Regions from separate parts of the Homo sapiens genome. Here region 2 is linked to region 1. A link is a loop called in an ENCODE intact Hi-C map of the cell type or tissue named here. Cell type or tissue: endothelial cell of umbilical vein. All regions are shown on one strand.

The links. A loop is a pair of places that touch in the nucleus more often than their neighbours do. Peaks named below come from ENCODE experiments on the same cell type or tissue, not always from the same donor. Only the 100,000 strongest peaks of a DNase experiment are listed, where the experiment ranks them.
Region 2: it touches region 1 in a loop (5-fold over the local background); 2 of 110 quality-filtered maps call a loop at or near these places.

What each region holds. Positions count from the first base shown.
Region 1 is chr11:24,320,476-24,328,475 of GRCh38, forward strand. The region is part of intron 1 of LOC105376595 (a long non-coding RNA gene); the gene reads right to left. Among named protein-coding and RNA genes, the nearest start is that of LINC02686, 57 kb to the left of the region's middle. In endothelial cell of umbilical vein, no CTCF peak of the experiment used is centred here; a DNase peak (open chromatin) is centred at 4,056.
Region 2 is chr11:22,872,999-22,880,998 of GRCh38, forward strand. All of the region lies in intron 3 of LINC02718 (long intergenic non-protein coding RNA 2718), which reads left to right. Among named protein-coding and RNA genes, the nearest start is that of CCDC179, 17 kb to the left of the region's middle. RefSeq lists a silencer at 6,605-6,899. In endothelial cell of umbilical vein, a CTCF peak has its summit at 3,069 (motif pointing right); a DNase peak (open chromatin) is centred at 3,083.

The sequences.
Region 1 (8,000 bases):
TTTTTTTTTTTGAGAAGGAATCTCACTCTGTGGCCCAGGCTGGAGTGCAGTCGTGTGATCTCGGCTCACTTCAACCTCCGCCTCCTGAGTTTAAGTGATTCTCCTGCCTCAGCCTCCTGAGTAGCTAGGACTACAGGCGCATGCCACCACGCCCAGCCAATTTTTGTATTTTTAGTAGAGATGGGGTTTCACCATGTTGGCCAGGATGATCTCGATCTCCTGACCTCGTGATCCACCTGTCTCAGCCTCCCAAAGTGCTGGGATTACAGGTGTGAGCCACCATGCCCAGCCCATTCTAGCCTTTTCAATGCACTTGGAATGATTCTCATTCTCATTTGGCTAAGCCAGAACTCCCCTGCTTTTCTTCTATTTCCTGAGCTCCTAGAGCATGGGGAGGGTAGAAAAGGGGGTCATGATGCTGGGTTTAGTGGCTTTCAAACAGAGAGTAGAACAGTGTCTAACATAAGCCTTTTCTGTGAGTTCAAATGTAGGATCCAGAAGTTTGATAAGATGGAACAAGGCAGGTTTTTACTGGAGCAAGGAGGGGACTGGATGAGGAAGGTAATAACAAAGATAATGCTGCCAGCTCATTAACCTTACCACAGCTGCAAAATCAGGGTAAAGAGAGAGAAGGTCTCTAGCCCTCTATGTCTGTAGCATGGGGTTAGTCTATTTTTTTTTTCACATAAAGAACCAAATAGTAAATGTAATTTGTTTTGGTGGGTGTATGGTCTTTGTTGTAACTTCTGAACTCTGCCAGGGAGAAAGCAGCCATAGAATCGGTAAACAGATAGATGTGGCTGTGTTCCAATAAAACTTTATTTATGAAAAAAAGAAGCATTCAACAAGATTTGGCCCATGAAATGTGATTTGCCAGCCCCTGTTTTAGCCTGTGATTGGAGCTTGAAGACTTGGCAGAGGCCCAAGCAAGAACAAGGTCTTCTAGTGGACTCTGGATCTAAGAATAGGGATGAGTGCTTTCCATGTATAAGATATGATTCTGTTTTAGAAGAGTTGACAAGCTCATTGGGAGTATTACATACAATAGCCAAATGCACATTTGCTGAGGCAGGAAGTTATACATTTTAAAAGAAAGTCACAGAAAGCATATGCTATAGAAAGGAGCAAGATATCATTTTATATCTAGCGGTCAAGGAAGACTTTATGGAGTAGATGAGGTTTTACTAACATCTTAAATCACAAATAGAATTTGTGTAAATGTAGGGAGTGAAAAATCACTTCAAGTGTGCAAAAATGTGAGCAAAGATGTGAAATTTTGAATCTAGTATCGTTATTCCAAGGGACTATTAAAAAATTGGCTATTGGATGTAGTCAGTGTTTATGAGCAGATTGTCTTCTAGACTGCAGTTGTACAGGAAGTAGAATCTGTTAAACTTTTATCTCCAAGACAAGTAGAAACGAAGAGAAGGATTCCTTTTCCCTGGTGATCTATTCTGCAGACACTATAATTTACAGAATCAGAAGAAATAAGTACAAAGTCAAGCTTCCCTCTAATAAATCTGCCTGGACTATGTTGGCAGTGAAAGTTAGCACTTTTTCATAGTGGACAGGATTTGTAACCTTCATCCCCTAGGACATTCTGCAAAATAGAGACAATTCTGCACATCTCTTGTGGGACTTTGCAATGATAATGAAGTAGAAAAAAAAATAATGTTTTGCCTCCTGGATGCCTAGCTAGATTATAAAATAAAATCCGGAGCTGCATTCAGTCCCTTATCTGTATTTTCAAGCTGTTCACAAATGGTAGGTTGAATTATGGTAGGTTTGCACATTCAATGCAATTGTATTGAAACAGGAATAATAGTTAGCTATTCAAATATACAGTGACTATGTTATCTCAAAACAATTCTCCAGTAGTAAGCAAAACAAAACAAAATCAAAAGCTTTTTTTGGAAAATAAATAGCAGAGTAAGTTCCAGCATGAGATTTATTCTATAAACACTTTATCATATCATTCACAACTTTACTAGCAAGTTTTATATTCCTTCCCCATTCATTTTAAGTGTATGTTTAAGTGAGAAGTGTAATCTATCTCAAAGGGAAAGAATCTGTGCAGGCTCTTTTAATAGTCCAACATCTTCTCCCTGAGGACTGAAAATTTAAATATGGAATTGCTACTCAACTCAAATTAACCTAAGTCAATCAACCTACAGTTTCTCTCTCCTATACTCTTCTTACTCTGACTGCATTGTCTAGAGAAAGAAGAACTGATCAACAGGACTGATATGGCTGCACTTCAATTTTATCTTGATGTGTTAAAAAAAATTCTTCTGTGTTCTTTACAATAATTCAAAGGATAAACCATAAAGCAATACATTTCTGTCAAATAACCCATTTAAAGTGTTTACTTCAGCTACAACAGTAAATTTTAGCCCCTCATATGATATAAACTTTCTTAACAGTTGCTTTTTATTAAGTGTATATCTGGAAAGAGCTTTTCTTGCATAATAAACTTTTTTCTTATAATAATTACAACCAAGTACTAGCTGCACTTGCTATGTCAGATATTTTGCTACATTTTATATGCTTAAATTTGTTTAATTGAAATAACAACCATATGTACCACATGTTAATTTGTTCTATGTTTTATTAAACTGAAGTACAAGGAGTCTTAACAATTCAAACCCAGTCCATCTGACATGAGAGCTTATGCTCTTAAACATTATTATTTTTATATACTATTATGTACATGAACATGTTTGTTGACATCATGTATATATGAAGATATTTGTTGCACAGCATATGTTCATTAAATTGAATTATTTAAGTAAATTGAACATTTGTACTGGAAAATCAGTTCCTTGTAGAAAAATAATTTTTCAAGTTTTTAGGAAATATTTAACCATCAATTCCATTTTATCTCCAAAAAAGCAAAAACACTAGTATGTAATCAATCAGTACTTACTAAATGCCAACTAAATGCAGATAATTTTGTATTAGGAAACCTTGGATCCCATGATTTCTGGAGGAATAGACCCAGAACACTTAAGAGGCCCCATGTGTAGGCCCAAAGTGGGTTAGGAACTCCCTGAAATTGCATGAAAAGTTTTGAGTGGCTACATGTGCTTTTCTAAGTTGTGAGTTCAGGCTTTTATCACATTTTCAAAGAGCCAGTGACAATCAAAATTAATCACCCCTGTTCTGAAGGAAATGGACTAAGGGGTTCTACTTTTGAACTAGGCCACTTATGATGCCCAATATAGTCAAGAGAAATCCTCCAAACATACCCAAAGAACTCACTAAGACCTATGGTTCACACAGGAATGGGACTTTCAATATCTATTGTGTTGCAAATAACAAGTTTTCCCATAGTCTCTGTAATATGAATCAGTATTCTAGAACCTGGGTATTACCACCTCTTTAACTCTTTCCACCTTAAAGTGTCAACTAACCCAACAACTACTTGACCAGGAATCATGGAGTGACAGGAAAACCACTGGCATCAACACAATTAGCACTGATGGTAGCTATCCTCCCTGAACCTTGTGATAAAGACTCTTCCTTCTATACTAAAAAAAAAAAAAAAAAAAAAAAAAAAAAAAAAAAATTAACTGGGCATGATGGCATGAGTCTGTAGTCCCAGCTACTTGGGAGGCTGAGGCAGGACAATTGCTTGAACCCGGGAGGCAGAGGTTGCAGTAAGCCAAGATCATGGCACTGCACTCCAGCCTGGTGACAGAGTAAGACACCATCTCAAACAAAAAAAAAAAAAAAAAGGATTCTTCTTGTGGTCAAAATAATTCCTATTGGATGAAAAGTTAATGAAAAATTGGAGTTTTGGGCCTCTCATTTTTAATTCATTAAATGAGTTTCTCTTCCCTCCCCCTGACAACCTTAGGTACAGAAGTTTTAAGACAAAACAATGTTAATGTGTTTGGCATTCTCTTTAAGATATTCCTTCATTTGTCACCATTCTCATGTTTATTTAGTCTGTGATTCACAGTGTGGATGAACAAGTGTTCAAAAAAAAAAAAAATTCTGGAGTTTCAGCCTGCATTCTTCATGGGTAGATGAAAAACAAAAGGATAATGCTATTTGAAAACCTGGCTTTCTACATTCCACTTCCAGGTCCATGTTCAAATGCTCTTCCCATTTCCTTCCTCCTGTTCTTTTTATGTCGTGGTGATCAAAGGATTTCCAGAGCAGTGGTGGTGTAAGCTTTAGCTTAAAGATATGCAAATCTTATTTAAAGGAAGTCTATTACTCCTATTGTTTGAAATGTCTCATTAGCAGCATTAAATTCACAGTTTAGCAGAATTATTTCAGGTACGTGAAGTACATGGAGTATTACACATGGTAAATTGTTGTGCGCACTTTATTTAGTTGTTTGACAATTCTATTATACAGTACTTTAATGAATGAAGTCTTTTGAAGAAGGTTGAGAATATAACTATTATGTTGCTTTTCCTTATAAGAAAAATTATTCCTATTCATGTTTTGCCCTAATTTATAGCGATATGAAAAGTAAAACTGCATATATAATATTCACTTCTTCAATAACTCATTTTAGTTTGCAAGATAATGTTCAAATTATTATAATTAGAATATAAGGCCATGGGTCCAGTGCTTTGGAGGGCATCATTCCAGCTCTCCTCTGGTTACATCCTTACCCTAGTGATGAGAAATCTATGTGGTAAAGGGGCTACAGTTTAGGAATATTTATGGGGCACCTGCTTTAGGGAGGTATGGTTTGGCTTGTGGGCCAGGGTGGCCACAGACATCAGTGACAGGTTTTTTTATTGTGCAAGGCTGAGCTAGGTGTGGCAAAAGAGGAGAGGCAGACCAAGGGGCCAGCTTTCTTCTTAGCTTCTTGCTTTCATTCTGCTAAAGAAGTTTAAGAAGTTTTCTAAATTTGAGTCTGTGCTTCCAGACAATTATAAAGGTATATGTCATGTCATTAACAGTTTAATTTCTAACCTCTAAAACTTTAGATGAAAAGCATATAGGCATTCATTTGTACTGTGCATGAGTAACATTTAAGGGTAGGCCAACTTCCTGATCTAACCTTTGACTTTATCTAGCTCCATTTGCTTCCATTTTGATGGTAATTGAAAACATAAATTACTACACATAGCTTTCTGTTTCAACTTTTCATCTATCACCTGTCTTTCTGCTTAGGCATTTCCTTTTGTACATGGTTTTCTCTATTTACCTGTGCCCCTGCACTTCACTCTGCCTTGTCTAAAAAGCAAATCGTCTTTCAAGATACAGCTCAGACATTATCTCTTTGGTGAGTTCTTTGCTATAATGTCCCTGTCCTCCCGCTCTCACTCTCCCAGGTGATCCTTCCTTTATGATTCCACTTGCACTATATCTTCACCTATGAGACTCTATTCCTGTTGTTAATTAATAATAATAGCTACCTTTTCTTTTTTTCTGAGATATCTTTTATAACATTTCAATCTCACTCTTGCTCGACAGTTCCTAGGTTGATAAGTATTTCAGCTTTATGTACTAAACACGTATGTATTAGTAACTGTTAGGACACAGAGAATTAAAATAACAACACCCATTGAGGGGGAAAGGATAGCAGTGAGTCAAGGAAAGGTTTAGTGTTACAGCCTGTGAACCAAGTCCAGTGCCAAATAAGTTCTTACTATGCTTATTTGAGTCTTATATTGATGCATTTAAAAAACATGTTTTATATTCTTTATCATAATGCAAGGGATAAACCACAAAAGGAAACCAATACATGGGGGTTGACAAATATATATATGTATGTATATACGTGTGTGTATATATATATATATATACACACACACACACACACACACATATGTGTATATATACGTATATATACACATATATATGTATATATATACGTATATATACACATATATATGTATATATACGTATATACACATATATATGTATATATATACGTATATACACATATATATGTATATATATATACATATATATGTATGTATATATATATTTAATATATGATCTAAATTAAACAAAGTAATATTTATTTTATGGCTACTAAAGGTAATGTTTAAAAATACATTAATGTAGAAGGTTTTGTCTATATTCTTTCTAGAAAGTTGTATGTTCTCTTTAGATAACCTACAAGCTTATTCCTTCATACTCAGCCATTACAGCATAAGCATGCTGAGACAGATCAATACAGATAAACTACACATTTAACTAGATATGACATTACTGAAACAAATAATGCTGCAAATAAAAAAGGTATTATTGTAGGTGAATGGAGAAGTAAACAGTATTACATCCGGATAATGGAATATTACTCAGTGCTAGAAAGAAATGAGCTACCCTACCATGTCATGGAAAGACATGGAGAGACCTTAAATACATACTACTAAATGAAAAAAAAATCTGAAAAGCTGACATACTGTATGATTCCAACTATATGGCACTCTGGAGAAGGCAAAACTGTGGAGACAATACAAAAAAAATTAGAGGTTGCCAGTGGATGAGAGAGAAAAGGAGGGATATATAGGCCGAACCAGAGGATTTTTAGTGTAGTGAAAATACACTGTATGATACTATAATAATGGGTACTTGTCATTATATACTTGTCCAAGACAATAGAATCTACAACACCAACAGTGAACTCAAATATTAAACTATAGACTTTGAGTAATTATGGTGTGTCAATGTAGGTTTATCATTTCTTTATAGCAAATGTGCCATTCTCTTGGGGGTGTGTTGAAATTAGGGAGTATATGGAAAATCTCTGTACCTTCCTCTGAATTTTGGTGTGAAACAAAACTGCTCTAAAAAATTACCCTAACACAAATATCAGTTTGTCCCTTATATAAAGATATAAGCATCTAATACCTAATTTTAATTGACATAACAATGCCTACAAAATTTAATCCTCTCTAAATGGTGTATTGCATAAATTTATTCTCAAGTTTATAGAAAGAAAGGAATGCAGTTTCAATCCAGAAGCTCACTAAATATATGGTGTTACCTATATGTTTTTATTCATTTTACTGAAGTAAGAGTGAGGAAATAGACAATCATATGTTACACAAGTATACTCTAAAAGTTGGGAAAATGAAGAGACTTAAAAGGAAGATAAGCTGGATACATTTTATTTATTTTAAGTAAGTAATTTTACTATTTTTAAGTAGTAAAATAGTGACACCTGTAGGTTATGACATCTATATATTTTATGATGTACACACACACATAGAGAGTAATCACTAAGAAATCTATGCAAGGAATATATGCATAAATTAAAATGGAACTCTAAAAAATGTTCAAGTAATCCACAAAAAGGCAAAGAAAAATAAACAGTGCAATAAGCAATAGAGAATGAAAGATAAAATAGATAATAAAATGCCATTCTTAATCTGTAATTTATGATTACATTATATATATTTATATACAATTATATATAAATATATAATTACATTAAATAGTCTAAAAACACCAACTACAAGGTAGAGATTTCATAGAGTGGATAAAAACAGAACCCGAGGGGAGGAGCCAAGATGGCCGAATAGGAACAGCTCCGGTCTACAGCTCCCAGCGTGAGCGACGCAGAAGACGGTGATTTCTGCATTTCCATCTGAGGTACCGGGTTCATCTCACTAGGGAGTGCCAGACAGTGGGCGCAGGCCAGTGTGTGTGCGCACCGTGCGCGAGCCGAAGCAGGGCGAGGCATTGCCTCACCTGGGAAGCGCAAGGGGTCAGGGAGTTCCCTTTCCGAGTCAAAGAAAGGGGTGACGGACGCACCTGGAAAATCGGGTCACTCCCACCCGAATATTGCGCTTTTCAGACCGGCTTAAGAAACGGCGCACCACGAGACTATATCCCACACCTGGCTCGGAGGGTCCTACGCCCACGGAATCTCGCTGATTGCTAGCACAGCAGTCTAAGATCAAACTGCAAGGCGGCAGCGAGGCTGGGGGAGGGGCGCCCGCCATTGCCCAGGCTTGCTTAGGTAAACAAAGCAGCCGGGAAGCTCGAACTGGGTGGAGCCCACCACAGCTCAAGGAGGC
Region 2 (8,000 bases), 1.4 Mb before region 1:
TTAATAGTCGCACTTTATAATTGTTGAGTACTTAACTTTTAATCTAGATAAGGTGTGGCTAAAAGGATCATTATTGGATGCATCTTTATTAGATAGCATGCATTTTTAGAAATTGTATATTGAAAGTACCTTGATGTTAGGATCAGTAGTACTCAAGACTTAGAGTCTGTATGGCAAGTCATAGCTTCCTGTTACTCTCCATTTTCCTCTAGGTTTATACTGTATGTGTATGAGTTTACAGGAGAATAAAGGGACTCATTTGAAGCCACTTCTTATTTTGCGGTCTTCAGTTTATTTAGCTAATTAGATTATACTTATTAGAAAAAAACCACAATGCAATGTATTTTTAGAACAAAAATTAATTTTCAGCTAAGTTTTAGTAATGAAGAGAGCTCCTCTTGCAGTACTTATAATTCTTAAAATCTCAAATCAAGGGAAAGCTGGGATGATAACAGGGTGAGTGTACTAAAACTGTCGTTGTGTATAATAGCAAATAATTGTATTCAAGTTCACAGAGATAACAAATCTCTTCCTTTATGTATTCTCTAGTTTTGATTGTTGTATAATTTTCTACAGTAAGTTGCTATTTTGAGGACAAAAGTGAAAATAGATGATATAGAATGGAAGATTGGAAATTTATCCAAAGAACATACATAAATATTTATTAAGAAAAAAAGTAACCTTATTAAGATATGCTTATTTTTACTGAAGACATTTTTAAAGACATTTGATTTTGTCTTATTCTAGGTATTTAATTAAGTCATCTTTGAAAACTGCATTACATACTTAATATCACAGAAATAAATACAAATTGCTCTTCTGATACTTATACAATCACAGGAACACTAACAGTTGGATTAGCATCCTAAATAAGATATTTTTCAGATAGCAAGAACTGAAAAACTTGTGTGAGAAATTATTTCCTCTTATATTGACAGAATGACTTCCTTTTTCTTACAAAGAGAAAAAATGTAAGTGGAATATTATTTCATACAAAGGATTTTCTTTCAAGCACCTATTATATGACAAATATGGATGTTAGCAATCATTATACTGATACTTTAACTTAACTTGCTTTGTCATAACAGTGAGTTACAGTTCTGTATGAAATTATAAAATCCTTGGAAAACTCTCCCTACCTGGTTTTGCGTGTTAGAACGGACACATGGAAACAGATTACTCTGGCAAACACGTTTACCTTTATTGAACATATAACATATTTAAGGAACACTTTCTGGGTGCATGGATTCATTTGTTGAACAATATGGCAGGTTAAATGTCGTGATCTTTGATATTTGTATAGCACATTTATAAACCATATTAAATTTGAGAAAAGGTAATGTGTGTACGATTACCTTAACTTTTATAATTGAGTAAAGAAATAAAGCTCAGAGAACTTAGGAGAATAAGGTCATTCCATTCAACATATATTAATTCAATAAATATTTTTGGAGTACTGTATTAGTCAATAAGTACTATAGGTATTAGTACTATATTAATCAGTAAGTAATTTTGCAGAGCTATGTTAGCACTCCCTTAGTTGCAAGAGCAGAAACACTTATGAAAGCAACAAACTGGAAAGACTATTATTTTGTTTTGATAATGGGTTAAAAACAGAAGGAAATTTTGTTCAAATAATAACTATTCATCTTAGTATTAGCTTTATTCCCTCTGTATGCTGGCCTTATTTTGTCCTACTACTAATAGTTTTCTCTGCAGATGAGGGAGGCTTCTCATATCCACCTTCATTCTGCTAGGCTGCCATCCTTCTTCACAACTTAACCTAAAGAGAGTCCTCCTTGCCAGCTGCAATGGAGCATCCTGACTGGCATTTATTAGTAGCTAAAATATTATTGAAAATGCATTTAAAAGGCTCATATTAAGTTCCAGTATTCAATAGTACTGTAAATAAATTACACTTAACAATTATTTATTGTATAATTCAAAATAGTTAGAAGAGAAGAATTGTGATGTTGCCAACACAAAGATAAATGTTTGATGTGATAGATATCCCAGTTACCCTGACTTGATAATTACACATCGTATAACTATATCAAAATATCACAGGTAACTCCAAATTATGCACAGCTATAATATAACAATGAAAACACAAAAAGGAAATCCTTTAAAAAGTTTAGATCAAATAAGATTAGTATTAGTGAATTAATGAAACATCTATTTTTAAGTTGATGGAAATTTTAGCATGTCTAATGTTTATGTAGAATCTAATCAAGATCTTAGAATAATTAACAAGTTATTATTCCTTCTTTTGTACCTTTCTGTCCAAATGTCAATAAGGGTGATTTGAATATTGAATATCATGATTGGTTTTAGAGATAGCTAGGCAGAAAAAAACCCCAGGTGACAAACAGAAAGTGTGGCATGAAGCCTGTGGAAAACTAATAAAGGAAATAAATTGATCTTGGCTAAGAGTAGTTGTTTACTTCTGACAAAGACCTACTATTAACAGAGATTAGCAAATCTTTTCAGACGCTTAAAAAATCATATTTAATTACAATCCACATTTTCTCAACCCCCCTTAATTAGCAATGAAAACAGGTAGAGCAGAAAAACCAAAAAATTCAGTGTAAAAATACCTTAATTCAAATTTTACTGTATTTTATTTTGGTATAAGATAATTTAGATGCAGCTAAACTGAATAAATCTCAATTTTCTAGTGAGTAAATGGGGGACTAATACTATCTACTTCTTACAATTATACAATTTAAGGAATAATCTATTTCAGTGTGCTCAAATATTAATTTTCCTCTTAAACTATTTCGGGATAGTTTCTTTTGTGGCTAAGGTTTGCATTGGGACAGCAAAAGAGGAAATAGAAAGTGAGTTGCTAAAGGGATATATAACTTTTTTCATAAGAATAAATATAATTCATAATAATTCTTTAGCATAATCTAGCTATTTTTCAAATATTATATATATTTTTTTTCCAGAGAAATTAGAAGTCATATTTCTGCGGTATAGCCATCTAATTTCCCATCTCTAGGGTATGTTTGTTTTTAGAAAAACATTCCAGCAGGTGGCGCCAACATCATAATATTTAACCTTCATGAAACTATGCCAGGAGTGGGTAAGGAAACAAAAGTTATTGTTTAGCCAGAAGGTGGAGCTAGGTGACCAGTCTTTAAAATCAGTGTCTGCATTTGAAATAGACAACTTCAATTTTACTGAATCACAGGATTTATAATCTGAGTATTGTGAAGAGCATTGTCTGAATCCTCTACCTTCCATACCTTCAAATTTCAACTTTAAGTGTATTATTTTTACAATTAAAGAATTCTGGTCCAGCTCATGAAAGCAAGAAATACTTTTATATTCTAATTTTTATTATTCATAGTCTTTGCAAAAAAGAGAGCATATTTAAATATTGTTATTGTACTGTTTCTCTATATGTTTGAAGATTATACATTTTTATAAAGTATGTACTTATCATATACCATAAATCCTCTGCTCTTTTCTATTTCTCCACTGTGATTTTCTTAGGAAGATGAAACACTGAATTAGGAGATCTGGGAAACTGCAGACACACTTTCTGACATGTTCAAATCAGGAAAAAAAGGGTTTGAAATCTTTCTTCTATAATACTTCATGAATTTTTCTAAAATACTGTTCAATTTTAATGTATTTGTTTATTCTGTTGCCAATGTTTAAGTCTTTAATCACTTTAAACAATAGGAAGTAAAAATTAAACAGCTTCATAACTTTAAGCTTTCATATTAGCAGAAACTCTATTTTCTAAAAATTGTTGCCAGATCATTGAATTCTAAATACTTGCCTATTAAATGTCTGTGAAATGAATCAATTTCTCACATACCACATTACTTCCTTCTATCTCCTACCTTCAGCTAGTGGGGCAATCCAATAGCCTACTAGAAGTTGACTTACCTTCCTCTTGCCCCCTCTAATCTGTTTTCTTTCATGAGATCAAGAGCAATGTTTTATAAATGCAAATTTGATCATTTCATTCCTATTTTTATAAAAACCTTCAATAACTTTTTACTTCTCTAAGCAGTCAAACCTCAACGTGCCCAAAAGGCACCTCTTCAGGTCTGTCTCATACTATTCTTTCCAATCATTTTCTATAGCGTTTTCTTTCTATACAAACTTTATCACACTACGCTCCCTCCATCTAAATCTGGCCCTACCTACCCCTAGTGTAAGTTCATGAGGACAGAAGCATGTTCATCACCTTTCTCACTGCTGTATTTGCAGTGAGTGAGTGTACCATATCATATCATGACAGAATGAATGAACAAATAAAAAATCAGAGGCCTCTGGAAAATAAAATTAAATTAAAGAATTCAGAATATTTTTCAATGGCAAGCTATTCCCCCTTAAGAGAATGTTCAGGATGCAGATGATAACTTTGGTATCTGCAAGGCTGCTCTAAGAGCAAAAGCTTACAGGAAGAATTAAAAAAAAAAAACTAAAAACAAACCAAAAAACCTGAGTATCTAAAAATAGAACAAATTTCTATGGTAGGTAGTGTTGCCTGTAACTAGAGATATTCAAACATAAGTTACTGTTTCATTTGTATAAACTAGTAGTCTGGTAGAACAATTAGATGAACTTCAAACTCCCTTTGAGCTTTGAGATTCTATGGAGGTATGCTTTGTTAAGAAGATTGTCTCTGTATTTGCCATGCTGAATGCATTATGAAGCCAATGCTGAGTGCATGGAGGTTCCTCCTTAGAGTTCTTGGAATTAAGTTTTATTGAGTTTAGGACTTTAAAGGAAATATGATTTCCTAACACCATCTATAACACTAATTTCAGCTTTAGCTCACATTGCCAGCCTTTTCTTGGGATACACTTGAAATAAAATAGATTCTTTTTTTCAGATGAGTTATTTTCTCAGTTAACTGAAATTATCTACTTTATTTTTTTTTTTGCTGCTGTAACTTTTACTGAATCACTGATAACACTGATATATTTTTGATAATACATTTGTATTTTAGAACAATAAAACATGTTTAATTTGCTTTTGGTGGTGGACTAAATTCTCTATTTCAAATATATAAATCTTCTCAAGTGTATCCATATACCACAGTGGCTAATAACCTCTTTGTTTCATGAATCTATTTTTGGTCTGCTGCAGGAGAAAGGGTGAAGAAGTTTACACTCAATATACTAATAGCTCCTGACTTTTACACCTCAACCCAGATTTTATAACTATAATAAAAACATAAATTCATTCTCAGGCTTCATACTGTATAAACTACATAGTTCTTTTTTGAGACATGGTCTCACTGTTGCACAGGCTGAAGTGTAGTGGTATAATTGTGTGGCTCACTGCACCCTCCAACTCCTGGGCTCAAGCAGTCCTGCCTTGGCCTCCCAAATTGCTAGGATTACAGGTGTGAACCACTGTACCTGGCCAGTTCTTAACATTGTTTGCTAGGTGGCAGATGAAACCTGCACTTGAAGAGTTTTTTCAAATCAAGTTAATTCACATGTAAACAAAGCTATAGATTGCCTCACTGTTTTTAAGAGCCCAAATCAGGAAATGATTGCTAAGTTGATCAACAGAATACATGTTAAATAAGCTACATACATAAAGTGGGCCACAGTGCAGCCATTAAAAAAAAGATAGATTCAACTGTATATTGACATGGAAATATTTTCATGATATATTGCTGAGAGAAAGTATTGAGTAGTAAACAGTATGTACAGTGTGTTTCCATTTTAAAAAGAAAGTAAGGTGATGCAAATGCATCAAAAAATGTCAGAAAGTCTTTATCCAAACTGGTGTCACTGGTTTTCTCTGAGCAATAGAATTCTTTACTTGATGTCTACAGGGATGAGGATTGGAAACTCCCTTCTGACACATTTGATAGAGTCTAATATGAGTCAATTCCCATATGCATTTCCTTAAAAAAAACTAATAAAGACACAAAATAATACAATCTAATGTCAACTTTCTTCTATAGGAGTAAAGAAGAGGAAATTAATCACAGCCAAGCAAAGAGGTAGATGATTTTAAAGTCCAATGGACACTATCAAAATTCAGAGTTCTTGTGGGCAAAAAATGATAATGAAAGCATACATAAAGATTAGATGATATAAATGTACAATTTTAAATCATTCTTGCTCTTGCTCTTACCATCCCAAAGAGAAATTCTAGACTTCTGCAAAACTTCTTTCTACCCCTGATTTTTCATGGGTTTAGAAGATTCTTCATATCTCCACTTCACTAACTTTTTGTCCTGCCATATTGGACCCAACAGTTTTCCTGCGCAAACTGCTGTTGCTTTTTTGAGCACAGTGCACATGGTGGGGACAGTCAGAATTCTCTGCTACTGCACTATGTGCTGTGGTTTCTCCCAGTTAAGTCTGAGTAGATAGGAGGGAGACATAGACAATATAAATGCATACATTACGACCAGTTTAATTTAAATAAGGAATTTGTGTTGGAGAGGAATAAAATGACTTTTTAAGTATGTTTTATTACACAAGATATATATATATATATGTACAATCACAATATAGTAAAATATAGGCAAATCAGTAATGTTGAATGCAGGAAACAGAAATTGGTGCAAGTATTTTAAGTAGAAAGGAATTTAATACAAGATATTAGTTCCTTACAACTTAGCAACTATTATTGCTTATTGTTGGAAGGGCTGAAAGAACAGGTTCTGTTCCAGACTTTCTGGACTGATGTCCAAAAGAATACCAAGCTGATCCACAGAGGAGCTACTACTATCCCTGAAGCAGCTGCTAGTACTGCTGCCACAGCTGCCTCTCACAGTGACTGATTTTAGGAAGCCAGAGTAGGATGTCATTCTGCAGTTTCATACCCGGAAAAATGGTGCACAGATCTGGAATGCAGCTACAGGAAAGTCTCACATTTCTAAAATGCCAGCAGCAAGAGCCAAGAGTTGCAGGAACATGCTATCGTCTTTTCTTCATTCTGCCTTGCAGACTTTCTCAATTTTCTCAATTTCTCTCAAGTACTGGAAATAGATAATTTGCATCCAGAATGTTAGCTTCAAGAATATTAGGGGGAGTTTAGATTGTAGCTTTCCAAACTCTCCAAATCAAAGAGTGGAAAAGAGACTGAGAGTCAGAGTATATCTCATAAACAGAGAAGCTCCAGGTAGGAAAAAATAATCGCTCATAACATGACCATCCAGATAAAATATCTGTTAACATGGTCACACATCTATTATATTTTTCTTTCCATGTCTGTCTACCTATCATCCATCTATCTATCTGTCTATCTATCTATCTATCTATCTATCTATCTATCTATCTATCTAATCTATTCAATTTGAAGTAATTGTTTTTCTAGTTTAGTAGCCCTTCCTACCATTCTTTGGATAAAAACAGGATCCCTTTTTCATTTGGAAACTACCTCAATCCATATCTATGTTTTCCTGACCAACAAAACTTATCCCCTTCAATCCCATTATCCTCAAATCCTAATTATACATTATATGAGCCAAAAATTTCCTTTTTTTGGCCCTAATCATGTTTGACTATAGTTTCTGACAGTGTCATCTGAGAAATCCTAACATATATATGTGTATATTAAAGGTGACTTATAGACTAGGAAATGCTTTGCAGCCTGCTTTTTTCATGGATAAATATATCAAAATTTTTTCCAGGTAATAAGTTAAATATCTGCCATAATTATTAATGGCTACAAAACATTACAATGTTTGGATTTACCATAATTTGTTCAATTCATAATTTGTTTCTAACTTTTTTACTTTCATCACATTGAAGTTGAAATGGGTGTGTAAATTTGGACTACTTTTGGTTGCAAGTGACAGAAGCCAAACTTGAACTGCTTGAACAAAAAGGGGTTTTGGAAAGATATTAGGATTTCTCACAAAGTATGAAGAAAAAATACAGAATTTAGACCCCCATCAAGAACTACCAGGATTAGAACATGAAACTTGATGTCATTTGAATTTTCTTTATTGTCCACATGGAGAAGCTGGAGTGACCAACTTGTCCTGATCTTCCTGGGACTAT